2 separate regions of the Mus musculus genome follow, and region 1 is linked to region 2. The links are chromatin loops, found by intact Hi-C in ENCODE. Cell type or tissue: left cerebral cortex. All regions are shown on one strand. Links, peaks and the distances in the headings refer to the core of each region. The heading gives the core; the rest is flanking DNA.

Region 1 (9,940 bases), core at 766-8,765, 140 kb before region 2:
ATCTGCCTCCTAGTCTTAAGGAGGAAACAAATGAAGGCCTTTGTGATAAGCAAAGTAGGACCCACAGCACGCTGGGCACACCAGAGCCTGAAGTTCTGGCTAGCAGACAGGCGTTACCCACTGGAGGAAGGAGCCGTTCTTGTCCCAGAGCTAGCCTATGGGTCCACAGAAGGTCTTCCTTCACTAGGGTCCAAGTAACGCGTTCCTGAACCAGCCCAGCTGGGAGGAAAGAAACAAAACAAAACAAAACAAAACAAACAACAAAAAGAACTCTCAGTTTCCAAGTCTAGGTACCGTCTGCCAGTGATCACCCAACATGTCATCTGTTAAAGGATCTGATGCCCAGCATCAGGCTGACACTTCAGAAATTGGTGACAGAGGGGCGACTGGAACTGAATCTGCTTCAAGTTTTATCCAGGAAACTGAAGCTTTAAAAATTTTCTCTTAGAATCTCTCTTGAGAGTAAAACCCTACCTTTGCACCACTGTTTAGGATTCTAAGACACTCAGTGACTGTGAAAAGACAGAAGTTGCCCCAGAAAAATCCACAGCCCCCCCCCCCCCGCAAGAGAGCCGCCTCTAAAACCAGGAAGGTTCCCAGAGCCATAGGTTCCCAGCGCCCACACTTTGCCGGTGGCGGACGGGCAGGCTGAGAAAGGATGGAAGAGACTGGTGAATCCTCATCAAACACCCCTGCAGAGCTTTGCACAAAATTCCCAGGCTTTGCCGGTACACCGGGACCCAAGAGTCGGCTCAGCTGAATCCAGTGGTGCTGTGAGGCCCAGTGAACGCTCCTGAGCTTAGAGAAAAGAAACTCTTGGCTGAAGAGGGCTTTGTTAAAGCTCCCAGAACCTCCGCAGAGGCTCGGTCCCTGGCCCTGAAGGTCCAAAGTTCGGCACTCCTGGAAAGAAAATTCATTCTTGAACTAGCTCTATTTTCACTAGAAGGGGAAAGGGAGTTTCCAATTAGGCGTGCAAAATAAAAAAGCACAAGAAAGCTGTGATACACATCCGGAGAGCGTGCTCTTTTAAAGAAAACATGTGTTGGGGGAGGGAGGGAGTAGTAAAAATCCCTTATCTTTCTCCATGGCTAAGCCAGCAAAACGAGCTACAAATCCGTCCCCAGAGGAATCGCTGTCCCTAGCGTCTCCTTGTCCCTCCCCCGTAACTCCCTCACACAAACTGAAAACACCTGCCTTGCTTTAAATTTTATTTAAAATCTCAACACTCCATCATTTGTTTCGTTTTATGCAACCAAACAAGTAATAAATATTATTTAGCACTTCTTTTTCTTTACAAAAATAAAACAGGTGATAGATACACTCTGCAGGGGCAGCGCGGAAGAGGTGGAAGGTTAGGAGGCAGGCGCAGTAAAGCCCACGTTGTAATGCAGGTCGCGCCAGGGAGCGCGCATGAAGGGGTTTGCCCCTCGTGTTAACGGTGGCAAAAGGTGTGTGTGTGGGAGGGCAACGACACAGAAAGAAAACAGCGGGCTTAGACGGAGGGGGGAGTCACGTGAACAAAGAGCTTCGCATCGCGCATTTCGTTGATATTATATTTACACACACAAGAAATTATTAAAAACCCAACAGAATACCCCCTCCCAAAAAGCTCAAACTATATTCACAGCAACTTTTTGATGTTGTTCTTTTGTCAAGCCCCCAGGTACCAAAAAACAGCGTCCCCAGTCGGGTAAGAAACCAATTGATGTGTGCTTAGAATGTGTGTTGCGTGAGTGTGTGTGTGCGTGTGTGTGGGGGGAGATCTATTTAAAAATAAGACCCAAAAAGGATTCCGTTCCATATCGGGACTTTTGGGATTATTCCATTCCACAAGTGCTATTTTAAGCGTCTGTAAAGCTTGCTCCTGTGCTCTGAAAAGGAACATTCACAGATTTGTTAGGAAACCACAAATCAACAGGAGAGACAACAGGAGGGAAGGCCACACTTCTGAGACCACAGGACCCTAAGTGCTTCTGATACCCACGCCAGCGTCTACTAACTTAGTGCCTGGCCCTGGGCCAGGGATGAACCTGCAGGGTGAGGCCCAGAGGTCGCTTCTGCAGTGCGGTTCCTGGGAGTCTCCTACCCCGCCTGAAGTGGGGGAAAGAAGTCAAGTGCAGTGCTCTGCGTCTCGTCTAAGCCCAGACAGGGAGTCAATCTTTGTACACCGGAAAGTTAGTTTTTAGACTTCCTGGGGGTGCAGGCAGGAAGTTCCAGGGATGAAAGTACCCGCGCGTTGTGGCCGTTTTGTACAATGGCGCCTCCCAGACCCTTGGAGTGTTCAGCCAAAGAGTCAACCAGGTTCTGGAACGAACGCATCTCTCCATCGCTTCAAATGCTCCCATTGCTTCGGTTCCCATATATTCGACTCCCCATAATCCCCTAGGCCCAGCCCGTGGTCCAGCTCCCCTTCTTGCAACAGAGCCCCGGAGCCCCAGCGCTGGCCTGTCCGCGCTGCTCCGCAGCCCTTGGCTCTCCAGGACGCACCCCCGCTGGCCGGCTCACTTGGCGTCGGAGGTGAGGCGCGGCAAGGTGCCGGCGCCCATAGCCGACACGTGGTGGTGCGGCGGCGGCACCTGGCACATGCTGCAGGGGCACGGCATGCCGCCCCAGTGCTGGAAGCCACCGCTGCCACCGCTGCCTCCACCCCCGCCTCCGAGAGGGGCGGCTGCGGCTGCCGACGGTGACTTGAGCAGGCCGTGCGGAGGCCGGATGGATCCGACCGAGGACAGCCCGGAGCCCGGTAGAGAGGCGCTGGACACCGCTGCGGCGGCGGCGGCTGCGGCGGCGGCGGCGGCTGCGGGAGGGAGGATGGGGTGGTGCACGGCCGGGTGGTGCGCGGCGTGCGCGGCGGCCGCGGGGTGCGCCGTGGCGGTGGGTAGAGGCGCCGAGTGTGCCAGCCCGCCACAGGCCGATGGGTGGAAGCCGGCGTGGTGACCCCCGTAGATCTCGCTCACCAGTCGCTTCATCTCCTCCAGCGAGTTGGTGAGCATGAGGATGTAGTTTCGCGCCAGCAGCAGCGTGGCGATCTTGGAGAGCTTGCGCACCGACGGCCCGTGCGCGTAAGGCATGACCTCCCGCAGGCCGTCCATGGCGATGTTGAGGTCGTGCATGCGCTTGCGTTCGCGGCTGTTGATCTTCAGGCGCAGCTGCTGCAGCTCGGGCTCAGTCATCTGCTTCTTGTCTTTCTTGGTGGAAGACGTGGCCGCCGAGGACGTGGACGAGGAGGTGCTGGAGGAAGATGACTTGAAGCCACCGCCGCCCAGTTTGTCCCCGGGATGCGCGCCTGACGCGCCCATGGCCCCTCGTAGCTCGGAGCTCAGCTCTGGCGGGCAGTCGCTCGGCGTGGACGAGGACACAGTCCCTCCTGTGAAGCCGCTGCTGCTTCCCCCCTTGCTCCGGGCGGGCAGAAAAAGATCATCGGGTTCTGGGGACGATGGGCGACTAGACACCAGGCTGGCGTCCGAGTCCATGGCCCCAGGGATGATCTAAGCTCTCGAATGATCCTTCTTTTTTCAACCTTCCGAACTTGAGGAGAGAACCAGACAGATACACAGACACAGACACACACATACACAGAGACAGACAGACAGACACACAGGGTGTGGAGAAAGAAGTGAGACAATCGCCGTCCCCGCCTGCACGGCAGCTCCAGGAACCCGCAAAGGTGGTTGGCATCTACGCCGCGGCAGTCTGGCCTTCTAGCAGCCCGGGGCATGCAAGTTATCCTAATCTCTCTCCTCCCCACTCATCCACCGGTTACTTTATTTCAGGGACTTCTGGGTGGCCCTCAATGAGGGACATTCTAGAGGTTTTATTTCTTCAGTCCGGCCTGGAATAAATGAGGACTTTTCTCTGGACCGGAGATCTGAATAGAGAAGTATTTTCTATCTGGTGCTCAGACGCATCTGCCTTTAACGCCATCTACACACGCAGCAAACGCCGGCAAGCGTGAACACACGCACTGGCAGCCCGCATTGGATTCACTTTCTAAGCGCTGGTTCTACGACCGCGCGGCTAGCTTGCGGACTCGCAACAGGAGTTATTGGAGCCTGGGATGCTGCGGTGAGTGTAGACACCCAGGCAGTCATTAGTACCTATTGGGGCGGGATCTCGGCCAGTAGGCCAGCACTGTAGGGTGCATCCTAAATCCTAGCCACTTTGGAGAAGTCGGTCTTCGGGGTTTAGGCTGGAGCAGTTAAGGGGCGGGGACACTTACTGTGAATTAGATTTGAGGTGCTCGCTGCGGAGGAGAACCTGGCTCTGGGCGCTGGTGTTGGCTCGGTCTGTAATAAGCATCCACACCTTTCGGGGTTCCGCTGGTTTTTATAGCTGGGTGGAGGCAGCAGCGACGGCGGTGGCGGTGGTCCGGGCGGGGGGCGGGAACAATGTGCTTTTCCTGGAGGGGCAGAGGCGCCAATGAGCTGGGCCGGCCCGAGGGGCTGCGAAGCTGATGTCACCCGGCTAATTCCGCTCAATGAAACCCGCCGGGCCCGGCACACGCCTCCTCTCAGCACACAGCCAATGGGCGCCCGCGGTAGAGAGATTCGCGAGGAGGGATGGGAGGAGGGACCTGGGCAGGGAGAGGAAAGGGCGAGCTGAAGAAGCGGGTGGGCTAGCGGGGCTGCTAAAGAAGTCTGGGGACCCTGGCAGAGAGGGAACGCCTGCAACTTTCAATATAAATATTGTCACTGTAGCGTCAGGCCAGGGTACGGAGTGAGACGGGGAATCTGCAAACTCGTCCGATGGCCAACCAGTTCTATGGCTGAGAATGAACACCGAGGTTGCTTGCCACACCTGGAGTTTTTGCTAGCCCTCCCGCCTCCTCCTGTTTCCCGCTGCCGACCTATCGAGTGATTTTCATCAAACTGTGACCATTTGTGGTTGCATAAGAAAACACTAGCGGCGCAGAAGGCCCCCACTCCCTTAGCTCCTTTCTACTTAGTGGCAGTTGCTGCAGCTTTGGGGACAGGCGGTAGCGCCCCCAGGTGGGGGCATGGCCTTGGAGAGCACGGGGCGGGCAAGGAAGCAGAGAAAGGTTCTTAGCACTCTGGGAAGAAATCGCAATTCATTATAAAGTTTAGATTGTGTAGAAGCTCCGGAGAGCTATTTTCAATACAGTCAAAGCGCCAACGCATCGATGGTTAACGACTTCCACCTCATTCATTTTCAGGGAAACCCAGCCACTGAACTTCCAACATCTTGGTGCCCAAGCCTTGGAGTAGAGGCAACATTATTTGCAAAGAATTATCGGAGGCTCTCCGCTGTGGATGGGAGTTGATACTTGAAACACACTCCTAGCTGCCTTGGGACGTCTTTTATAGGTAGCAGCCTCTCTCTCTCTCTCTCTCTCTCTCTCTCTCTCTCTCTCTCTCTCACACACACACACACACACACACACACACACACACACATACAAAGCTGAGAAACTGGATCTGGGTGAATTGCCTGGGGAAGTCTAGAGATAACTATACACTCACCCATTTTATGGAAGTGAAAACCTAGGAATTGATTTCAGCAAGCCTCCAGGAGAAAATACGGCCAGGCCCATACAGGTGACCCTGCCTACCGTGGATGGATGCGAGCAATTGGCAGTGCCCAAGCATGGGGGCAGTAGGTTGTATCCCCACCCCCAACTGTTTCTCACATCCGGACATTTCCAGCTCAAATGCGTTTTGTTTGTTTGTTGGGATATTTATTTTTTACAGATCTCGGGTGCTACCTCTCCTCCACCCCCCAAACATAAGCGCCAATTCCTTCTCACGGAGTTTTAACGGTCTTTTCTCGTTACTTCTCATTGCTTGGTATTTGAATTCGCATATGTAGTTTTAACAAGCAAGCAGACAAACAGTAATTGGTCTTCTTGTAGCAAAGTCAGAACAGGCATGAAAACTCAGGCGATTGCTCCTCATTTCGTGCTAAGTTCTCCCCCGCCCCCCCCCCTGGGGTCCACCCTCGAGTGTCAGTGGGCTGGCGCGTTTGCCCCTCATCTCGTGCCTTCTGAAGCATTGTTTTCCGACCCGCGTGTTTCCCAGCTGGCTCTGCAGCCATCCGTTAAATATGTATTTAAAACATGAAGAATTGAAGCGTGGTGATAATGTCGCCCAACGGTTATGAGGATGACCCATAACCGTTCAATTAGCAGAATCTGTCACACGGGGCTTGTGGTGGGGATTAGGAGCTTGGGCATGTGAGGACCACTCTTGGGCCTTCGTTGGCAAACCGCAGAGAGGGCGTACGTGGGGGTGAGCTCTGTGGGGCCACCAGCTGGGATGTGGATCTCCAAAGTCCCTAACAAACCTCAGGCGGTACAATATGCGGGAGATAGGTTGCAGCCACCCAGGCTAGTGTGACTGCCCGGAGCATCCGAGCGCCCAGGTTCCTTCTTTTGTTGCGTTCTACTGGTTTGTCTCTTCTGCGTCCGGAAGTCTGCGGGAGAACTGCCTGACATTCTGTACACTTGGTCCAGTAGCTGGAGTTGGAGACCCGGACGAAAGTTGGGGAAACCTTTCTACAGCGGCGAGCCTGGAAAAGGAGCCGGAAGGCAAGAGCGCAGCGCTAGCTGGCTCTGCGTCCCCCACCCCCACCCCCAGCCTTTCCACTTCCCCTAGCCCTGTGGCTAGCGTAGCAGCCTGGTTAGCTAACTAGCTTGTCCCAGCAGTTCCAGGCATCTGGTGGTCCTCACTCTCTAAGTCGGAAGCTTTGACGGGCAGCTCCCAACTGTCTCCTTCTCCTCTCAGCTGCCTTCTCTTCGTCTGAGAGCTGCTTGCCGCCTGAGGGCCATCTGTGTCCCTTGGTCTCTGGCTCTGAGGCAAGTCAGAGGCTGGACACAATTCCGTGCGTCTCCTTTACTCCTCCCACCCCATCGGAAACTAGTCGGGGTTAGCCCCCGCTTGTCCTTCTTGGTCCGAGAGATACTTTTCGCCGGTGTCAGGATCTAGCTCCTGCCTGTGTGTCCTGGGTGGGCCCTAGAGACGCGTTTCCAACCAACACACGCAGCTGGACCAATATGCCTTCCCTGGGAATGGAGAGTTCACTTGCCTAGGCTAATCGGCAGGCCGGGCTCCGGGAGTTCCTGGCTTGCCTAGGCGTCCTGAGCTGTTGGCCTCCTCCTTCAAAACGGAAGACGTGTTTTTCCCTCTCCTTTGTGTTGCCTTTGCACAAAAGGCCGGGTGCGTGTAAGGGCCGGCCTTTGCTCCGCAGCCTGGCGGCCCAGGAGGAGCCAGTGCCAAACCGGCTGGGGCGACTCTCGCGGGGCTCCAGGGCGCAGACCTCCCACCGATTCCCTGGTTCCCTATTTGGTCCTGGCTCTCCCCCTTCCTTTCCCTTCCTTCCTTCCTTCCTTCCTTCCTTCCTTCCTACTAGCATTCAGGCAGCGATTCTGCCTGGCTGCCAAGAAGAGCGGTGTCCTTGCGCAGAATCCTCCCGGGGTGGCGGTGGCAGGCAAGGCTTCTGGCACCGGAGAGTGGGGGTGAGGACTGGAGGTCCGGAAGCCAGAAGGACTGTAGAATGGCAGCTTTGGAGCTCAACCGTGTGCGGTAAGACACTCCAGGAGTCAGAACCCGGCGGAGCTTGGCAAAACTCAGCGTGAAGCCCCAGCCGGACCTCGCCAGGGTTTTGTACGTCTGCCTGCCTGGCTGGCAGGTGGCGTGCATGCGCGCGGTGAATGTTTCCAAAGGCCTTCTCAAGCAATTGTGCAAGGACTAGTAACAGTAAAACAGTGCATCTGTGGGCAAGGATCTATTGGTGTATTCAATAAACAGGTCATTTCTGTACTCCGAATTGTGGGGTGTGAGTGAGCCTTTAGAATGGCAGAGCTGGTGATTGCTTCAAGGTTATCTGAGCTGCGCCCCCCAACACCCCGCCCCCTCCCCCGCACGCGTTCAGCCGGTTTTGACTGGCTCTTTCAGTTACTCTCTAGCTGGCCCTAAAGAGAAGCATCGCTCCCATTTTACAAAGAGAAAACTAAGTCTTGGAGAGACGTGAGCTACTTTCCCAGGTCCCAGCCACCTGCTCTTAATGATCCTGGCCACTGAAATGCATCTCTGTCCTGATCCAAGTTCTTGGTGGGATGACATCCGGGTAGCACTGGACAAGGATGGAAATGAACTTCTGTTGGGCTCAGCACACAAACTGGTTGCCCAGTTCCCCTCTTTGGCGTTGGCATTGAAGGGTCATTGTTCCCATTTTACAGATACCACTGATTAGAAGTCAATGTTGGGGTTGGGTTCCAAGTCCTCCACAGCTTTGTTCTAAACTTCCATTCTCTTCCCTGCTTTTGCCAGGTGTCCAGGAGTTACTTGGCCTCTGCTTCTTTGACCAAAGTCAGGAATGGTTCACTGCTCCGGAGCTAATCTCCTGCCTCCTCAGAATTATTCCAGTGTGTGCGATGTGGAGGTTTAGGTGGGGGAGTCCAGGCTTCCAAGCACTTATGGGAAGCATCCCCCTCCTTTGACAAGTCCTGTGTGCCCTTTTAGTTGTAAAGTGGATTTAGCCAGTGCAGACTGGATTCTAGAGAAGCAACTAGTTTCTGGGAGCAGAGGAGACCCACCCAGGCTAACAAGAGGTGATAATTCCCTCTATTGGGTTTCGTGAATAAGAGGCACTTGTACTATTTCCAGCACCTCCCTGGTAGGGTAGACCCAGGAGCACCCCACATACTGAGGAAGTGGAGCCCATTACCACTGCTTGCCACTCTTCTCTGGCGAGGTGGGGGGTTGGGGGGTGTGGACAAAACCGCAGCAACTGTTGCACCCAGCTGCGGGCTGCAAGTTGCATTTCAGCCCGAGGGGCCCTGACCTCCCTTGCTTCTCCCCCTTTCCACGGACCCATTCTCAGGAGTAGAATGTTCAAGGCTCTTTTCTCACCTTTGTACACAGACTCCTCCTATCCCTTTGTGGTCACCCCACCCCCACCCCACCTTCCTCTGGGGCCCAGCCCTTCCCCCACCCTGAGCTTCAGGTCACCCAGCACTCCCACACTCTCGCCCCTTCTTCCTTTTCCGAGCTCCTTCCGCAGGCTGGAGCTCACTGAGCCCCGCATTCCCGGGATAGAGGTGAGTCAGTACCACTAAGTGGGGGTTAGTGGTGCGATGGCCACACTGAGTTTTATGCACGCGCCACATAGACAACAGCGTTAACTAGGTTTCCCCCATCTAGTTAACCTAGTTCCCAAGAGATTTAATGAGGTCTAAGGTTGCCCCTCGGATCACGGGGTGGGAGGTGGGGGGGGGGGCGCGAAGCTGGGAGTTGCAGCATCTCCCCTTAAGGCAAGTGAAGACCTCGTCAGACCTGAGCTCAACTACCAGGCTCTCCCAAGGCGAAGTGAGCCACCTGCTGTTTCCTCGGAGCCCTGGTCCGGGGAAGCAGAGATGGGTTCAGGCTGCTGCCCCTTGGCTTCAGGCCAAGCCGAACCACTGGGGGTCGCGGGGGGGGGGGCGAAGGGAGACAACGACAATGGACAGGAATGAGATGCAGCTGCGGTGGTGCAGGACAGGACGAGTGAGTGACTGAGGTAAAGTTCTTGAACGCCTGGCTCGGTGGGAACCCATAAACCTGTGTAAATTCGGAGCCCCGTGGAATTCTGGCCACCTGAGCCACGCAGCGCAGGAGCGAAGCTGCCGGAGTCCACCGCAATCATCGCTGCTCCTGGTCCGCGGTTAGCAGCAGCTTCACTTCCGAGGGGTGGCGGCAGCCGCCAGTCGCTGAGCAGCACTTGGAAGCCCAGAATCACGGAGACAGGTGCAGAGAGAAACTGAGGCTGGGCTCGTGTCGCTCTTCCGTTCTAATACCCCGCTCCCTCCCGCCTTTCAGTTCTGTTGATCCATTGCTCTCCAACACACTTACCTGCATTTTCATTTTGGCTTTGCCTCGCTTTAGCAACGTGCCCCTTCAGGATAGCTGTGAGCTTTAGGAGAGCTCTCCTAGGCAGCCCACGCCTC
Region 2 (9,940 bases), core at 859-8,858:
GTGTGTGTGTGTGTGTAAGTTATCAAAATACACTATATGAAATTGTCAGAGAATTTTTTTAAAACGTACGACTTATTTAAAAGGAGTTTCATACACTCACACAGTTTCACCTTAGTTTATGATCTTCTCAAAATATGCTGCGATATCCTATGATCGGGAATCTCCCAGGCAAACAGAATATGTTTTGTTGTTGATACTTATTTCAATATAGTAATAAGAAGGTCATTTTTGAGTTATGATTCTAAATAGACACTTAATAGCAGTGTAATTTGGAGCTTTTTCAAAATAGTTCCATGAGGATTTTTTTGTTTTATTTTATATGCATCTATGTGTGTCTGCATACTATGCGCAGTGCAGGTCCCCCAGAAGTCAAAGAGAGTGTCAGATCCTCTGTGATTAAAGTTATGAGCAGTTGTGAGCTGGCATGAGGATTCTAGGAACCAAACCCAAATCCTCTGCATGAGTTGCAGGCAGCCCTCCACCTCCAAGCTCAGGTTTCCAAAAGATGCCTTTGAATCCTTACTTATCTCTGTGCGATGAGATGCGCTCTCCGCATCTTACAAAGAGGAAACAACAGTGAAGGAATTTGGAATATGTTTACAGTCCCGGTTTTAAATCTTATTTCCCCTTGCCCCCTTCCCCACGCCCCGAGTTTTGCGCTCTCTCTCTCGCTCTCTCTCTCTCTCTCCCTCTCTCTCTCTCTCTCTCTCTCTCTCTCTGGTATTTCTCAAATCCTCTGCAGCACAAGAGCCCTGCCGTTTCTCAGTCTGATTCTGAGGCACGTCGAGGCCAGTTGGTTCCGCTAGTTGCTTCATTAGCAGAGCAAGCTACAGTGTGCACATCACCCTGTTCGAGCGTGATTAGCTTCCAGTAAACAGGTAAACAGGACAGGGAAGGATTTCGACATGTTTGCACCAGGACGAGGATACGAGGACAGCTTTAAAGCAGACTCATACATTTCCAGCTACCGCCAGGAGAGCATGTGCGGAGACAGGAGAGGCCAGCCCCGAAGCCTACCAGGAGCAGTGAGACGCTAAGAAACATGTGGCGCACTTGGAAGCAACTGATTGTTTACAATCCAAACATCTTTCCTCATACTTCAAGCACCATCGTATCACATAGAAAATAACAACAGCCTGTCAAGAGGAAGCTGGGCTGAGCATGGGCATGCCACTCTGCAGTCTGCAGGGTGGGCGTGTGGGGCTGGTTGCTGGGGCTCTGTGGGGGGTGGGAGGGAAAGGTGGGAGCGCCTGTGTGTAATTGCAGCCATATTGATTTCATTGGGGCATAATGCCACACTGGCAACAAAGCTCAAACACGAGAGCGCCCCCGAGCCCTCTAGGGAGAAATCAGAGCCCGAAGGGCAATCTCTCTTGCCAGCATCGGGCTCTGCCAGGTTCGCTCAGATCATTTGGCATGGAGCCCTTTCTACCCATCTGCCAAGAGGGGACTTGGCTTTCCGGTCCAGCTCTAGAGCTGTGAAGGCGCTGAAGAACATGCAATAGGTAAACGAGGTGATAATTTGCCTCGCTGCTAGACCCATCTCCCCTACTCCTGACAGATCTTTGATCGGGTATGCACGTGCCTAAATACCTTCCTGTCTGACTACCTGTCCTTCTGTTAGCCAGTCAAGCCTTTTCTCTTACATAAGCTCTGGCTGCCTGCAGTTATGGCTCAACCGCAAAATCATGGGGACAGGGATGGGACGTAGCTACTCACTCACTCTTAAACCAAGTCTAACCGCATCCCCAGGGCCCTCCAGGAGTTAGTGCCAAGCCCTTTGGCCTTCAGTTTTTGTCCCTGAGGCTTAGGTTCAGGACTGGGACTGCTGGGGTTTGCCTGGTGGGTACTGGGGAGCACCAGACCCCAGATCCATCTCCTGGGGCAGTGGCCCCTCCTTGCTGTGAACTAAAACCAGTTGCTTCTCTAGGATTTCCTAACTGGTACAGCTAAGGCACAGAGAGGAAATGGGAAAATTCGAAGCGACCACAAGCATGCAGCAGACGGAGGGACTTCTCGTTCCTTCTGAGTAACTGCAGCTCTCACAGAGCTGGAGTGGAAATGGCTTTTCAGAGGGATGTGCCTGGAACTGCCCACACCATAGCCTCTCCTAGAACACGGCCATCATTTCCCCCACAGTCTTCGTGCTCCTGACCACCCATCCTTGTTTATTTAACTTCTTAATTATTAGCTTCACCTTCTGTACCCATCCGTCCCAATTACAAAGTCCTCTTATTTATGTGAATTGATGGGGACCCTCCTGAGGACCCCAAATGTCATTTTCTGTTAAAAATCTGGTGAGGAAAAAAATTACAAAATATTCATGCAATTAATTATCTTTTGGTTGATAAAAATCACGTTTTAACATATAGCGATGGGCTAGAGAGATGGTTCAGAGGTTAAGAGCACTGGCTGCTCTTCCAGAGGTCCTAAGTTCAATTCTCAGCAACCACATGGTGGCTCACAACCATCTGTAATGGGATCTGATGCCCTCTTCTGGTATGTCTGAAGACAACAACAGTATGTTTGTGTGTGTGTGTGTGTGTGTGTGTGTGTGTGTGTGTGTAACCAATCCTTTTTAAAAAGCTATGTCGCACGACCCCACATAGTTCAATTTTTAAAAAGCATTACTCCCAAATCAGACCATTTCTGGGTTGTGACGTCCTCTTCGGTAGTGACATTGCACGTGGTTGTGTTTGGATGTTGTTTACTGCTGTGTAGTTTCTGAGATGAGGACTCACTACATCGTACACATGGACCTCAAGCTCATGCCCCCCCCCCCCGCCTCTGCCTGTCAAGGGGCTGGGTTTGTAGGCATGCAGCACTGTGCCCAGACTGACTTCTTAGATTATTATTTAACACACTCCCTTGTTCTGGCCAGAGGTTGATGTCAGAACGTCTTCCCTTATTTGCATCTCCACATCATCTTTTGAAAGAGGTCTTTTCACTGAACCCAAAGCAGTGTGCTGACTTGAGACCCAGCAGGGCCCTCCCGCCTCTGCCCCTCAGTACTGGCTCCGGCTGTTATGCCAGCTTTTAGGTGGGTGCTGGGAGTCTGAATTCAAGTCCTCCTTCCTACACAGTAACCAATTCATCCACAGAGGCATCTCTCCAGCCCCCATGTTCTCTTGGCTTTATTTCTTCATATTTTCCAAATTCTGTGAGAACAAATGAGTTCATAGTAGGGGGAAGTGTTTGATTGATAGGATGACAACAGAAAAACTAATATCTGTGGGGCTTTTTTTTTTTTCTCTCTGTGGTGCTGGGGATCTCGAACCTCAGGTCTTGTGAATGCTAAACAGGGTTTTATCATGGAGCCACACCTCCAAGGCATTTCCTATGTGCTTGGCATTGTAGCAGACACATAGGAGATGTGAGCTCCCTATGGCTATGAGGTAGGGGTTTATTACTGTACTTCTGCTGTACAGATAAAAGAAGCATGCTCTTGGGCAGCTGAGGCAGGAGGATCAGGAATTTGAAGCCAGCCTGGGCTACACAGGCAGACTTTGTGATATAAAGCAAGCAAAAGAACCAAGTTCGAGATACAGAGAAACCCTGTCTCCAAAAAAAAAAAAACAAAAAAACAAAAAAACAAAAAAAAACAAAACCAAGTTCAATGTTAGAGACAGAAATCAAACCAGGCAGTTTCACTCCAGGGCTTACTGATTTGAATACAGTTATTGATGAAGCAGAAATGTTCCTGATAACTAACTAATAATTATGACTAATTTTTCATACTGAGAAAAAAATAGTGCTAAAATGTTAGTTAGTAGTTGTATCTGGGACATGGAATTGGAAGTTATATTTTTCATACTTTTCCAATAACCGTAGATTATCAGAGTAATAAATGAAAATAATGAAACAGACAACAATGTTATGGATTAATTCAGAAAACTAACAACCACATGAAACAGTTTCACTTTTTTTTTTGGTTTTTTGAGACAGGGTTTCTCTGTGTAGCCCTGGCTGTCCTGGAACTCACTTTGTAGACCAGGCTGGCCTCGAACTCAGAAATCTGCCTGCTTCTGCCTCCCGAATGCTGGGGTTAAAGGTGTTTGCCAACACGCCCAGCCTAACATTTTCACTTCTAAATGCCATTTTTGTTGTGATAGGATGATTATACATTGGCTGGCTGTGGTGGCAGGCGCCTGTAGTTCCAACACTTGGAAGCAGAGGTGGGCAGATCTCTAGGTTTCAGGCCAGCCTGGTGGTCTATATGGTGACAGCCAGTGTCACACAGTGAGACCACCTATGTATGTATGTGTGTATATGTATATGTATACACACACATACACAGCAAGATCCCAGCACTCTTCGGAAAGTAGTGCTGTCTCCATAGATTCTGAGTGATGAAGGTGGCCTTGCCAAAGGGATGCTGTGCAAAACTCGATTCTTCCTCTCCTCCATTTGTGTGTTTAAAGGAGAGGCTAGATGGCAGTAAGACCACTGAGAGGTGAACAGTGAGTCCTCACTAAATCTCTCTCAAACCTGCAACAACGATGCATGTCCATCACATTCCAGACTGTTCAAGGTGAATGCATGAAGAAAGAAGGAATGAAAGCACCACTTTCTTTCCTTCTTAGGAAGTTAGAAGGCACCTTCCCTCCGAAGGGCACCTGCTCCCAGGAACGTTCACTGAGTTACTCTCGTTTAAAATTTTATCCTCTACTTATGGCCACTCTCAGCTTCCCTAGTTGTATCTCAGTCACGAGGCTCGGGGACCAACACAGTTTCTCATTTGGCTTCTTGGGTGGAAGCATCTGTCAGGTGCCCTGCATCTCTTTCTAGAGAGCCTGCCTGCCATTTTGCCAGGGAGCCTGCACGGGCAGGTTTGGTTCGCAGAGAAATACTGCCATCTAGTGGGAGAAAGCAGCACTTCGACTACTTCTATTCTCGAGGCTGATATCTCTCTCTCTCTCTCTCTCTCTCTCTCTCTCTCTCTCTCTCTCTCTCTCTCTCTCTCTCTCTCTCTCGCTTGCTCTCTCTCTCGCGCTCTCTCTCTCTGAATTACATTTGGGCTTTTCTAGGAAAGGCATATCTTCTTTCTACTTCAAAGCTTTCATCTCAATGAACCTAAGAAATTGTAACTGGACTAATCTCCTATGAGAATTTTTTAAAACCTAAGCTAGGCAGAGAAGCCAGTCTCCTTTTGATTGCCTTAGGACCAAGATGTAGAACTCTTGGCTCCTCCAGCATCATGTCTGCCTGCACACTGCCAGGCTTCCTGCCATGATGATAATGGACTGAACCTCCAAACCTGTAAGCCAGCCTCAATTAAATGTTGTCCCTTATAAGAGTTGCCTTGGTCATGGTGTCTCTTCACAGCAATAAAACCCCAACTAAGACAGAAGTTGGTACCAGGGACTGGGGTATTGCGTGACAGGCCAACTGTTTATTGGAGGAAATGTGCATTTGGGGACTTTGGAAAGCAGTGGAATGCTTTAACTGGGCGTCTTCATTAGGGCTTCACTGTGAAAAGACACCATGGCCAAGGCAACTCTTAGGCAACATGTAATTGGGACTGGCTTACAGGTTCAGAGGGTCAATCCGTTATCATCAAGGCAGGAGCATGGCAGCGTCTAGGCAGGCATGGTGCAGGAGCTGAGAGTTCTACATCTTGTTCCAAAAGCAAACAGGAGAAGACTGGCTCTCACGTGGCTAGGAGAAGGGTCTCAAAGCTCACCCCCCAACACACACATACACACACACACACACACACACACACAATGACACACTTCCTTCAACAAGGCCACACCCACTCCAACAAGGCCACACCTCCTAATAGTGCCACTCCCTGGGCCAAGCATATTCATACCACCCATTCCACTCCCTAACCCCCATAGGCTTGTTAAAATACACGACTCTATGGGGCCATACCTAAACATTCCATAGTGCAAAGTACATTTAGTCCAACTTCAAAAGTCCCTACAGTCTATAGTGGTCTCAACAATGCTAAAAGTCCAAAGTTCAAATCTGTCCTGAGAGTCAATCACTTAACTGTAATCCCCTATAAAGTCAAAATCAAACGGCAAATCACATACCTCCAACATCATTCAGGATATACATTGCCATTCCAAAACATCATAGTGAGGAAATACTGGACCAATCAAGACCAAACAAAACAGCCTGGCAAACTCCAGTTCTGCCTCTCCCTGTCTGATGTCAAAGCGGCCTTCACATCTCCAACTTCTTTTTCATCTGTGTTGACTGCAGCACACTTCTTTCCCTTGGGCTGTTTCCACTCGCTGTTAGCAGCTTTCCTCAGCAGGTAGCCAGCTCATCAGGCTCTGGCATCTTGAACATCTTGGGGTCTCCGAGGCAACTTCAACTTTACAGCTTCTTGTTCCAGTGTCTGGGATCCACACATGATCTTCTGGGTTCCTCCAAAGGGCCTGCTTCACTTCTCCAGCCCTGCCCTCTGTAGCCTTCTAGGCTCTGGTTGACTCCACTCCATTGTCGCTGCTGTTCTTAGTGATCATCCCATGACACTAGCATTGCCAATATGCTGGGGTCTTCCACTGAAACTAGGCTTCACCAATAGGCTCTCTTCATGGTGCCAAGACTCAACTCCTTTGCATGACCCCTTCAGTCCTGGGCTGTCAACTGCAACTGAGGCTGCACCCTCACCAATGGCCTTCCATAGCCTCTTACAGTGCCGAGCCTCAGCTGCTCTGCGTGACCCCTTCATGCCTTCTAAACCAGCACCACCTGGGTGACTCTTACACATGACCAAGTCCAGCCGCAGCATGAGATACAACCTTGGCCATCTCTGGATCACAGTTTCTCTGTGCTCTCAGAACGCACTTCCCAGAAGACTTCACCTCAGTGGTTTCTTCTTAATCACCGACAATTTCTTAGGTCCAGCTAACCAGCATCAATTGTCCTGACTTTTGTATTTAATCTAAAGCCAGAGCTATGCAGCTGAAGCTGCCGAGTCCTGCTGCGTGCTAGGATGGGAGCATGTCCCCCTTGTTCTATTACACTGTCACTAGCTTTCTGTTTTCCAACTCCTTCACTGCCTTAGCTTGGCTGTCCTGGAACTTGGCCTTGACTTCAGAGATCTGCACTGCTTCGTGTCCTGATTAAAGGTGTGTACCACCAGGCCTGGATTTTAAGCTTTTTCTTCACCTAGGGCTTGCTCTGTTGCAGGGTGGCCTTGATCTCAGAGATCTGCTTGGCGTTGTCTCCTGAATGCTGGGATTAAAGGTGTGTACCACCTCGCCTGGGCCTAAGCTTCTGTTGTCTACTGTTCCTCAAGATCTGGATTCACAGGGATGCCCTCTATTCTTCTGAATTGTAGTTCATTCCAGATTAAAAATCCAAACTCTTCCTTGTTCAACTGCAAATACAAACAATAAGCTTAGCTGGGTGGGCTCTTGCTCTGAGATCACTGCTCCCTAACTCTCTTCTTCTCCTTGAACACAGCTCTACTTCCGTGTGCCCCATTATTATTACTTGAACAATACATTTTGTATTTTTTCTTTATAAGCTTGCTATGCTGGGTCAGAATGCTCTTTGTGAGACTAAACCATAGAACAAAGTCTCTTCTGGGCTTCTCTGAGACTTCCTTTGTCAATGCAATTAATATAAATCTCTTTACCTTAGCCTCAGGTAGACTCTTAAGACAAGGGCAAAAAGCAGCCATATTCTTCACCAAAATACCACAAAAACAGACTCTAGAATTTCAAACTGAAACTCTTCTCTTCTGAAACCTCTTGGGCCAGGTCTGTACAGTTCAAACCACCCTCAGAACCAGTGTCTTCCATATTCCTACTAGGATGGCTCGTTAAGCATACCTAAATCATAATTAGCTACAAAAAGATTAAAAATAAAATACAAAAAATCAAACTTTAAAACTGTGTTGGAAAATATAAAATCCATCTGTCAAACTTCACAGAATGGAAGGACACGGTGGCCGCACAACCTGGGTCCAACCTCGGCTACACAGCTGATTCGCTTCGTGAATTTGAACCAATTACTATCAGTTCTTTGGTTTCCAGTGCTAGAAATTAAAAATAATAATGGTAGGTGTCATGGCTAGTTTTCTATCAACTTGACACAAGCTAGAGCCATCTTAAAAGGAGGGAACTTCAATTGAGAAAAATGCCTCCATACGATCCAGCTGTAGGGCTTTATCTTAATGAAGGGGGAGGGCCCAGACCATTGTGGGCAGAGCCATCCCTGGGCTGGTGGTCCTGAGTTCTATAAAAAAGCAAGCTGAGCAAGCCAGTAAGCAACACCCCTTAATGGCCTCTGCAGCAGCTCCTGCCCCCAGGTTCCTGCTCTCTTTGAGTCCTGTCCTGACTTTCTTCAGTGATGGACAGCAATGTGAAAGTGTAAACTGAATAAACCCTTTCCTCCCCTGAAAGACCCCCGAAGGGAGACCCTCACTCAGACACTCAAGTCCCGGGACAGCCGCGTACCCAAGAAGACACTGAGACCATACATAAAATGTAGAAGGCAAGATTTAATAAAGTAGCAACATGAAAGCACACAGACCAGAGCTCTGGGGTCGAAATAAAGCAGCAACATGAAAGCACAGAGCTCTGGGGTCGAAACTCATACACCTAGTGGCACCTAGTGGTGTAGAGGAGAATCGACGACCAGCCAAAATTTTTCACAGGCTTATATAGTAAAACTCAAAGTGGGGAGAACTGGGCAGGGAAAGTACAAGTTTACATCACTATGGAGTTCTGCCAAAGGAATCTACGTAACTAAGGAGTCATGTCCTATCAAGGAATCTACGTAACTAAGGAGTCATGTCCTATCATTTGGCAATGTACCCGGTTCATTTTGAGGTTGTTCCAGGAGGCCTTTATCTCAAAAATGTTCTTGGAACAGTTTTTTCGAACTTTAGGGTGAGGAGTTTTGGGGTGAAAAGTTTAGGAGTGTTCCGAGAACAACCTCTAGATGGGAGGGGTCGGGGCTCTGGGGTGAAGAAGAGTTCAGTAAAAATTTTTATTCTTCACCCCAACTTGCTTTTTGGTTGTGGTGTTTCATCATAGTGATAAAAACCCTAAGACAACAAGTATTTGAGAGAAATTCACAAACAGCATACGTGAAGTGCTTAAATTCGTACCCGACTCTTAGCAAGTCCTGTGGGGTTCTGTCATTTCATCAGTAAGAGAAGCTGACCTGTGATAGTAAGTCTACCCTGGCTGCAGTGGGTGGGGATCCTTAGGGTGGTGGACATTGTCTAAAACGTTCAATAATTCTAGGAACCAAGGGGAGAAAATGATGTCCCACGTTAGAGGATGCAGAGAAGAAAAACATCAGAGAAAATATAACTGACAAGTTAAGGGTCCACATTCCCTTCTATCAGAACTCAAGCTGGGCACGTGGTGTGTGCCTTTACTCCGACACTCAGGATTCAGAGGCAGGGCAGGCAGATCTCTGTGTGTTTGAAGCCAGTTGAGATTACCTAGAGAGACCCTATCTCAAAAACAAAAGTAAAAATCACCCATCTGCAACTAATGGGTGATTTAGTTTAATCATTTTATCTATGTATGCATATTCTACTAACTCCTAAGTCTCCACCGACAGTGTATAGGACTGGGTTCTTGTCTCTGCTTTCATAAGCAGAGATGTACGTTGCTTTGTGGGTAGCCAGGAAATACCAGTTGATCAGGGAGAAGGCGGGGTCTCATGGTATACCCCTGGCGGACCTAGGACTCACTAAGTAGACCAGGGTGGCCTTGAACTCACTAAGATCTACATGCCTTTGCCTCGTGAGCCCACACACCAGGCCCACGCTTGCCTTTATACACAGGCACAGGGTATCAAACTCAGATTCTCCTGCGTGTATAACTCTCACCAGAGCTGCCTCCCTGCCTCCCGGCCTCCCGGCTCCTTGACTGGTCATTCGTCTTTCATGAGTTTTCATGGACGTTGTAGTTTTTGAAATTTCGTGCTTTAATTCCATAGTACTTTGTCTTCGTAT

Evidence for each region. Hi-C counts contacts between places; a loop is a spot of excess contacts. Peaks named below come from ENCODE experiments on the same cell type or tissue, not always from the same donor. Only the 100,000 strongest peaks of a DNase experiment are listed, where the experiment ranks them.
Region 1: it touches region 2 in a loop (4-fold over the local background); 14 of 42 quality-filtered maps call a loop at or near these places.

What each region holds. Positions count from the first base shown.
Region 1 is chr16:91,219,933-91,229,872 of GRCm38, reverse strand. It overlaps Olig2 (oligodendrocyte transcription factor 2), which reads right to left and starts at 4,323. Exons shown (of 2, transcript NM_016967.2): 1 at 4,220-4,323; 2 at 1,196-3,528. The coding sequence starts at 3,473. The coding sequence ends at 2,502. Gm52261 (a long non-coding RNA gene) reads left to right here. Exons shown (of 2, transcript XR_003951962.1): 2 at 1-1,294. In left cerebral cortex, for the core only: a CTCF peak has its summit at 4,975 (motif pointing left); DNase peaks (open chromatin) are centred at 4,480, 4,909, 7,255, 7,411 and 2 more places; H3K4me3 peaks cover 4,837 bases; H3K27ac peaks cover 2,822 bases.
Region 2 is chr16:91,076,563-91,086,502 of GRCm38, reverse strand. It overlaps a transcript of 4932438H23Rik not described here. Among named protein-coding and RNA genes, the nearest start is that of 4932438H23Rik, 12 kb to the right of the region's middle. In left cerebral cortex, for the core only: a CTCF peak has its summit at 4,837 (motif pointing left); DNase peaks (open chromatin) are centred at 3,046 and 4,834.